Linked DNA regions of Homo sapiens: region 2 is linked to region 1. A link is an interaction called in ENCODE POLR2A ChIA-PET data of the cell type or tissue named here. Cell type or tissue: Panc1. All regions are shown on one strand. Links, peaks and the distances in the headings refer to the core of each region. The heading gives the core; the rest is flanking DNA.

The links. Peaks named below come from ENCODE experiments on the same cell type or tissue, not always from the same donor. Only the 100,000 strongest peaks of a DNase experiment are listed, where the experiment ranks them.
Region 2: POLR2A ChIA-PET joins it to region 1 with 5 read pairs; 1 of 35 experiments calls an interaction of 5 or more read pairs at or near these places.

The regions. Positions count from the first base shown.
Region 1 is chr1:15,758,441-15,762,823 of GRCh38, reverse strand. FBLIM1 (filamin binding LIM protein 1) reads right to left here and starts at 4,029. Exons shown (of 9, transcript NM_017556.4): 1 at 3,976-4,029. RefSeq lists an enhancer at 1,276-2,220. In Panc1, for the core only: no CTCF peak of the experiment used is centred there; no DNase peak of the experiment used is centred there; H3K27ac peaks cover 421 bases.
Region 2 is chr1:15,172,962-15,177,344 of GRCh38, reverse strand. All of the region lies in intron 1 of TMEM51 (transmembrane protein 51), which reads right to left. Among named protein-coding and RNA genes, the nearest start is that of TMEM51-AS2, 3.5 kb to the right of the region's middle. In Panc1, for the core only: no CTCF peak of the experiment used is centred there; no DNase peak of the experiment used is centred there; H3K27ac peaks cover 1,079 bases.

The DNA of each region.
Region 1 (4,383 bases), core at 229-4,228:
AAGGGTGGACGAAAGCGATGATAGCCCCAGGGCAGGACAGGCTGGCTCACAAGCTCACTATCAATGCGTCTGACCGGTGTCTGCATTCTTTGTGTGCCTAGAGGATATCAGAGCGCAGGCATCAAAACCCAGATCTGGCCACCCGATGGCTCACGCCTGTAATCACAGCACTTTGGGAGGTAGGCGATCACTTGAGGTCAGGAGTTCAAGACCATCCTGGCCAACATGGTGAAACACTGTCTCTACTAAAAATACAAAAATTTGGCCTGGCGTGGAGGCTTATGCCTGTAATCTTAGCATTTTTGGAGGGCAAGGTGGTTGGATCACGAGGTAAGGAGTTCAAGACCAGCCTGGCCAAGATGGTGAAACCCTGTCTCTACTAAAAATACAAAAATTAGCTGGGCATGGTGGCAGACGCCTGTTATCTCAGCTACTCGGGAGGCTGAGACAGAGAATTGCTTGAACCCGGGAGGCGGAGGTTGCAGTAAGCCGAGATTGCACCACCACACTCCAGCCTGGGCAACAGAGCAAGAGTCTGTCTCAAAAAAAAAAAAAAAAAAAAACAAATTAGCCAGAAATGGTGGCATGCACCTGTAGTCCCCAGCTACTTAGGAGGCTGAGGCAGGAGAATCGCTTGAATCCTGGGAGGCGAGGTTGCAGTGAGCTGAGATTGTGCCACTGCACTCCAGCCGAGGTGACAGAGTGAAACTCTGTCTCGAAAAAAAAAAAAAGAAAAGCATAAATCAGAGAGCATGGTGGCACCCTGATACCCTGATGTCAGGAAAAGGACATTATTTCCCATCTCTCAGGTAGTTCCTGCTGACAGTAGTCCCTGTGGCCAAGGCTGAGGTGGGGCCATGGGTGGGAAAGCTGGGAGTCCAGTGAGCACATCAGTCCTCAGCAGGCACCCAATGCCTGTGCCCAGGGCTAAAAATGTCCCCTTTTCTATCTCGCTCTTCAGGCTTCCCTCCTTATCTCAAAGTGCACTGGCCACTTTGGGTTCACAGCGACTGATGGATGATAATAAAAACAATAACACGTGCTCCTAAATTCCCTTAAGTTGTTTGGCTAAAATACATAGCTCAGTCTGACAATAAAATATCTATTCTGAGGAAGAAACCAATATATTAGGAAAGAGCTTCAAAACTTATTTTAAAGTACTTGTCTTTTGCTTCTGGGTTTGGAAATGATGTCTGGAAGTACGTATGCTTAGGCTGGCTGTCACGGGCTTTAGTTTTACACTTTGTTATAAGTTTAAGAATCTATTTTTGTCAACAATGTTCAGAGTACATGTGAGATTTAAAGAAATACCAAACGACTTGCTGATAAGGCACTTGTTTCGTGCCAGGCCCTGTGCCAGGTACTATATGTGCCTCAAAACCCACCAGCCTCTCAATCTAGCTGCAAGAAATGCCCATCCTGCCCCCACTTTGCAGATGGACCCTGTGAGGTTCCAAGAGGTTAAGTGACTTTCCCAGGCCATCCATGGCACTCGGAATTCTAATGGAACATCATCCAAAAGTGTGTCCCCAGACACGCTTTTCCTTCCTTGGGTGGCACAAAGTCGCCCAAGTTCCCAGGCCTGTTCTCACTCTACAATGGCCCAATCCAGACCAGAAATCTTGTGGTCGGCATGTTCCGGGCTGGTCCCCAGGGGCTGCTGTGGGGCTTCGGGATGGCCCTCTGCCTCCTCCCACCCAGCCCTGACCCTTCCTACACTCCTCCGGGAAGTCGGATCTGCCTGGCTTCTCGGAAAATGTCCAGCACTGAGGCCAGATGTTCACAGCTGGGCAGCCCCTATACCTCCCAAGCAGTGACTGCAGGGACCTCAGGCCCCAGGGGGTCTAAGCTGGGGAGTTTCAAAGCCCTGTCAATCCCATCGGGAGAGGGAGCCCCGGCTTCCCTCCCGTCCCACTGCCACCGATTCAGCTGGGAGCAGGCTGTGTGTAAGTTCCCTGGGGCCATCTCCCAGTCAGCTGTGCCCAGGGGACCCTCCGCCCCCACTCTTCCTCCCCCAGAGAGCGAATCACAGATCCAGTTAGATAAGTGGAGAAAAGTGGGAACAAAGGGAAGGAAAGTCATTTCCTGTCCAAAGGAAGGAAGGAGGCAGGGATCCAGCCAGCCACCCAGACCAGCTAGAGGCTGCAGCCTTGGGGCAGAGAATGTGCAGCTCAGGGGGGGTCACCCCCACAGTCCTCCTTCCTACTCCTTGTTCCCTACAAAGAAAAAAAAAAACAAAAAAACCTCTGGGGCCACCTCTAAGCTCTGTTCTTTTTTTTTTTTTTTTTTTTTCTGAGACAGAATCTTGCTCTGTGGCCGAGGCTGGAGTGCAGTGGCGCAATCTCAGCTCACTGAAACCTCCACCTCCCAGGTTCAAGCGATTGTCCTGCCTCAGCCTCCTGAGTAGCTGGGACCACAGGCACACGCCACCACCCCTGGCTAATTTTTGTATTTTTGGTAGAGACAGGGTTTCACCATGTTGACCAGGCTGGTCTCAAACTCCTGACCTCAAGTGATCCGCCCTCCTCGGCCTCCCAGAGTGCTGGGATTACAGGCTTGAGCCACTACACCCGGCTTAAGCTTTGTTATTTATTTATTTATTTTGAGACAGAGTCTCATTCTGTGGCCCAGGCTGCGCAGTGGTGCGATCTCGGCTCACTGCAACCTCCGCCTCCTGGGTTCAAGCGATTCTCGTGCCTCAGCCGCCGAATAGCTGGGATTACAGGCGCGCGCCACCACACCCGGCTAATTTTTGTATTTTTAGTAGAGACGGGGTTTCACCACGTTGGCCAGGCTGGTCTCCAACTCCTGACTTCAGGTAATCCGCCCGCCTCGGCCTCCCAAAGTGCTGGGATTACAGGCGTGAGCCACCGCTCCCGGCCAGCTTTGTTCTTTAATGACCGGATAAAGCAGTCTACCTTTGGGTACGGAATTAAATTTAGGCAGAAGTGGCGGGGTGTGCCCCAACCCCTCCCACCCTGCAACTTAGGGGAGGGGTTCCCTCAACCTCTTTCCCACCCCAGGGAAACAGAGGAGGTAGAGAGCTGGGTTCACACGCGGCCCCACTTCTTTCCTGCGGGGTGACCCCGAATAGGTCACAGAAACTCTCTGGCCTCGTTTTTTCATAAAGTGAGAATGAGTGTGTCCCTAGGGCGGCTGAGAGGATATATAAGGAAAGAAGACTCAGGGTCTAGGCCCTTGGAAGGTGCAAAGAGAAGGACAGCTGGTTAGGCAGCAGCTGAGAGGGAGAAGCAGCCCGGGGGCTGGGCTCGGCTGGGGGTGCCTCCAGGACCCGGACAGAACCTACAGCGTCATTAAGAGCAGGAATCTGGGCGCGGCCCCAGCCTCTCCCCGGGGTCCTCAGGCTTGGGTGGGAGGTGAGGGGTAGGGGCCGACGCCAAGATCATCCCAGGGCACACACCTGGGTATCGCCCATCTCCACACCTTCTCAGCCCCCGACGGGCGCGTGAGGCCCAGAGAGGAGCAGCCCCGGGACCCGTCCCTCCCCTTGCCTGACCCTGGCTAGGAAAAGGGGCCTGGAGCGCCCCCGGGCTCCGGAAACGCGGGACCCTCCGCAGGCAGCCGAGCAGGGCGGCCGCCGGGGTCACCGCTGGGCGCCGCCGGAGCTTTAATTCGATCCATGTGCGGGACTCCGGCCTTTTGTGCGGGAGCTTCCGCCCTGCGCGCCGGGTCCCCGGCTCCCGCTCCCGGGCTGGGACTCGGCCCTCCGCCGGCCTCACTGAGCCCTCGCCCCGGACCTGCCGACTCCCCGACTCCGGGGAGAGAGACCAAGAGACTGGGACGCAAAGGGCGTGAGGACCGCACCCCCCACCCGCAGGCCCCTCCAGGGGCGCCGCGCCGGGGGTCCCGGCTGGCGACCGAGCAGGCTCCGGCCGAGCACTGCCGGCGCTGTCACCTGTGTGCACCGGGGACAGGGACGGAGGGACGCGACCCCCACCCACCCGGCCCGCTTACCTGGGCCGCCCGCGCCCCGGCGGCTCCGATCCGACGCCCGAGCCAGCGGAGCCCGGAGCCGCTGGGCCTCCCGTCCCCTCCGCCCGTCCGCCCTCCCCGCCCCCTCGGCTCCCTCCGCCCCGCCGCCCCGCGCCGCTTTACCATAAAAGGTGAGGCTCGGGGGGAGGGGGCGCGGGATTCCCGCCCCGCGGAAGCGGCCCCTACCTGCCCCCCAACCTGCCCGGCCGCGCCCCGCGCCGCCCCTTCCCCCTCCCTTTGTTCCCTGGACGACGCCTCCCCTCCCCCTTGGCACAGGCCAGGGGGTGGGAATGGGGGGGAATGGGGATGGGGGCGATGGGGGAATGGGAGGGATGGGGAGTGGGGGTAGGAGAATGGGGAGTCGGGGTGGGTTTCCTTCCCTCCCCGCTG
Region 2 (4,383 bases), core at 249-4,248, 590 kb after region 1:
TTCCCTGACTCCACCCCTCTAACATACACACACTCTCTGGTTTCAAACTGGCAGCTCCAGGACTATATCTGGCCCATGGAAGTGTCTTCTTTGGCCTGTGAAGTGTTTGTTATTTATTTTATGTAATATGGAGTAATTGCCAATATTGAGAACATGGGTGATCTTGCATGTAAAACTTGAAAATCTGGCGTCTCTGGCCTAAATTCTCACATGGTGCTGAGTCATGGCTCTGTCCTAGGGAAGGGGCTTGGCACCCCACTTTGCCACAATCCCCACTACTCCCTGCTGCCTCCCATCTGGCCAGACTCTCTCCTTAATATCCCCCACTGGCTCCTTTCAGACATCTGCAACTCCCGCCCATATCCATGTTCAGTTGGCTCCCAAATACGTTGCTTCTTTTTGTCAGAGTCCTTTTCAGTGATTCTTCCTGCCTCATCCATCTCCTTCTCACTTCTCAGGCCTGGCTGATGGTGATAACTGACTCCTCTAAGTCTTCCCTAGCTTTCAGGCCCAGCCATGCTAACCCTCCAGCCACTGTGTCTATCAGAACTTCAGTGTCCCTCACAGCCCACAGGATAAAGCCCCAGCTCCCCAGGGAGGCTGTGAACTACCTCATCCAACCTGAATTCTTTAATTCCTTGACCATGCACTTTGTGCAGGGCCCTGTACCAGGCACCAATGATGCAGGGTGGAGAAAAACATGTTCTCTCTCAGGGGAAGACCAGAGTAATGTCCTGAACATGTCCAAGGAGGGAAACGGTCCTGGGTCTATCTTCCAGCCTCTGCAGCCCTCCACTCTCTGTGTCTTGCCTTTCTCTCCTCCCCTACCCCATCCTGAAGGCCTCTCCTTCCACATCCGGTTCTATTCCCCTTTCTTCCAGAAGCCTCCTGCCATGGCCAGCGGGGAGTGGCTCTCAAGTTCTGTTCATGCAGGTTGTTTGTATCAGCCAATTGCTACCGGCCATTTAGAGTCGTCTTGAGGGTGCTGGTTTCATTCCCGCTTTCTCTCTCTAACTAAAGTTTAACACGCAGGGCTGAACACCTGTGTTCTCACTGCCGCCTCTGGGGCTTTTTATATTTTTCTGGGACTCCTCTAACACTGGGCATAGGACTGTTCACAGGAAGCCTCAACAAATCTCTGTTGACTTCATTCATTCATTTCAATAAACATTGACTGAGCAACCACTGGGTTGTTGGGCACTACAAACACAGAAGTGAACAAGCCAAAGGCCTGTTCTCACAAAGCTTCTCTTTTCCTGAAAGAGACAAACAAGTAAAGGGATAACCTATCACAAGATGTCTGGAAAAGAAAACAGAAGAATGTAAGAGTCAAGGTGGAAGATGGGTTCTTTTGACAGAGTGATCAAGAAAGGGCTTTCAGAGAGGACAACATTTTCACTGAGACTGACACGGTGGCAGCAGACTGGGGAGGTGGGGAAGTCCCAGGCAGAGTGATATGGTTTGGCTGTGCGCCCACCCAAATCTCACCTTGAATTGTAATGAATCCCATGTGTCAAGGGCGGGGCCAGGTGAAGATAACTGAATCATGGGGGCAGCTTCCCCCATACTGTTCTCCTGGTAGTGAATAAGTCTCATGAGATCTGATGGTTTTATAAATGGCAGTTCCCCTGCACAAGCTCTGTCTCTTGCCTGCCACCATGTAAGACATGACTTTGCTCCTCATTCACCTTCTGCCATGACAGTGAGGCCTCCCCAGCCATGTGGAACTGTGAGTCAATTAAACCTCTTTCCTTTGTAAATTACCCAGTCTCGGGTATGTCTTTATTAGCCACATGAGAACAGACTAATACACAGAGGTAGCCAGTGCAAAGGCCCTGAGGCAGAAATCACCTTGGAGGATGGGCAAGATAGAAGGGGAACAGAAAACCACTTAGGAGCTTACAGCCCTAGTTTATTTTATTTTATTTAATTTATTTATTTGTTGAGATGGAGTTTCGCTCTTATTGCCCAGACTGGAGTGCAGTGGTATGGTCTCGGCTCACTGCAACCTCTGCCTCCCAGGTTCAAGCTATTCTCCTTCCTCAGCCTCCCGAATAGCTGGGATTACAGGCACTCGCCACAACGTCCAGCTAATTTTTGTATTTTTAGTAGAGATGGGGTTTTGCCATGTTGGCCAGGCTGGTCTTGAACTCCTGACCTCAGATAATCCACCCACCTCGGCCTCCCAAAGTGCTAGGATTATAGGTGTGAGCCACTGCACCCAGCCTACGGCCCTAGTTTAGAGTCAAAGTTGACAAATGGAGAAGAACTTGTGATGAGTTTGATTTGGGCAGGAGAGATGAAGGGGACAGAGGATTTTAGTGTCAGCGACCAAAAGGATGGTAGGGTGCTGTCCAGACTGAATATTTGTGTCCATCCAAAATTCATATGAAGCTCTAACTCCCAACATATTAGGAGATAGGGCTTTGGGTAGGTAATTCAGGTTAGATGAGGTCATGAAGGTGGTCTAATGGGATTAGTGCCCTTATAAAAGAGACTCCAGAGAGCTCTCTCTGCACACGTGCATCAAGGAAAGTTCATGTGAGGGCACAGTGAGTAGGCGGCCATCTGCAAGCCAGGAAGAGAGCCCTCGCCAGAAATTGAACACTGCTGGGTCTTAAACTACACCCCCCAGAACTTCAAGAAAATAAATTTCTATTGTGTAAGCCACCCAGTGTATGATATTTATATGGCAACCTGAGCCCTTTACTGACATAGGAAAATCTCAAATAACGAATGAAATTTACCTAGGTCTCCAGGTTGAAACACTTCAGAGTTGAGACCGATATAGGAAAATGAGGGGGTTGGGTGTGGTGACTCATGTCAGTAATCCCCAGCACTTTGAAAGGCTAAGGCAGGAGGATCACCTGACCCCAGGAATTTGAGACCAGCCTGGGCAACACAGCAAGACCCGGTTTCTACAAAAACTAAAGAATAGCTGTGTGTGGTGGCAGCGTGTCCATAGTCCCAGCTACTCAGGAGGCTGAGGTGGGAGGTTTGCTTGAGTCCAGGAGGTGGAGGCTGTAGTGAGCCACGATCAAGCCACTGTACTCCAGCCTGGACAAGAGAGTGAAATCCATCAGAAAAAGAAAAAGGAAAATGATGGGATTCTATCAACGAAGGCTACAGAAGTGTGTCTAAGGCACAGAACCCTGCATGTCATTCAGAGATGCCCAATGCTCACCTGTCTCAGCCTTTGCCCAGTGCTGACAGCTGCTCTCGAAGTTCCCGCCCTGATTTCTGACCTTCCCCAACCTCCTTCCAGCGGAACTGCAAAACCCTGTTTTCTTTACTGCTGCTTTCGCTTGCTGTGGAAATAACAGCTTCTTTATAAGCCACACTTCAAAGTTACCACTCCCTTTATCAGATGGCCTGGCCCCGGAGCACTGCCTTAACCCATTGAAGAGCAGGTGTTATGAAACCTTCCAACTTGCTTTCTTGAAAAACTAGCTTGTTCTACTCATGCAGACCACAACCTAAGTCTTACCTAGTTAAGGTGACAACTAACGTCAAGGTGACAGACACAAAAAGAAATTCATAGAAACGTTCAGCATGTGGCAAAATGTCCAAGATTCCAGGTTGAAGAAAGGGTGTTTTTAGATAAACAGAACTAGAAGTTGAAAGGCTCTTCTTTGACAGATGAATTTTGTTTGTGTTTTTTTTTTTTTAGATGGAGTTTGTGAAATTTGCTTAAAGAAAAAATAAACAGATGATATTTATGTAAAACAATGCCTGGAATATGAACTGAGACTCTAAAGACTTTAAAGCAAGTCTAGTTTTCATGATGGCAGGAAAACAATCTGTGTTAAGAATACTATCAGGTTGGCCAGGCGCAGTAGCTCACGCCTGTAATCCCAGCACTTTGGGAGGCTGAGGTGGGTGGATCACTTGAGGTCAGGAGTTCGAGACCAGCCTGGCCAACATGGTGAAACCCCGTCTCTACTAAAAATACAAAAAATTAGCTGGGCGTGGTAGTGTGCGCTTGTAATCCCAGCTACTCGGAAGGCTGAGGCGGGAGAATCGCTTGAACCTGGGAGGCAGAGGTTGTAGTGAGCCGAGATTGCGCCACTGCACTCTAGCCTAGGCAAAAGAGCGAAACTCCGTTTCAAAAAAAAAAAAAAAAAAAAAAAGAATATGATCAGGTTAAACCCCAGATTCCTAAGCAGAAAGAGGAGATGCTGGGCCCATCTGACCTACTCCCTAGGCATGTCCAGGCACAACTATTAACTGGATTAAGCACAATAATATTTCACCTGCCAGAAGTTTATTACACATGGCCTCATTCGGTTCCCACAACCCTCCATGAAAAAGGTAGGCATTGAGCCCATTTAACAGCTGAGTACATATCCTCGGGGGATACGTTCCAAGACCCCCAGTGGATGC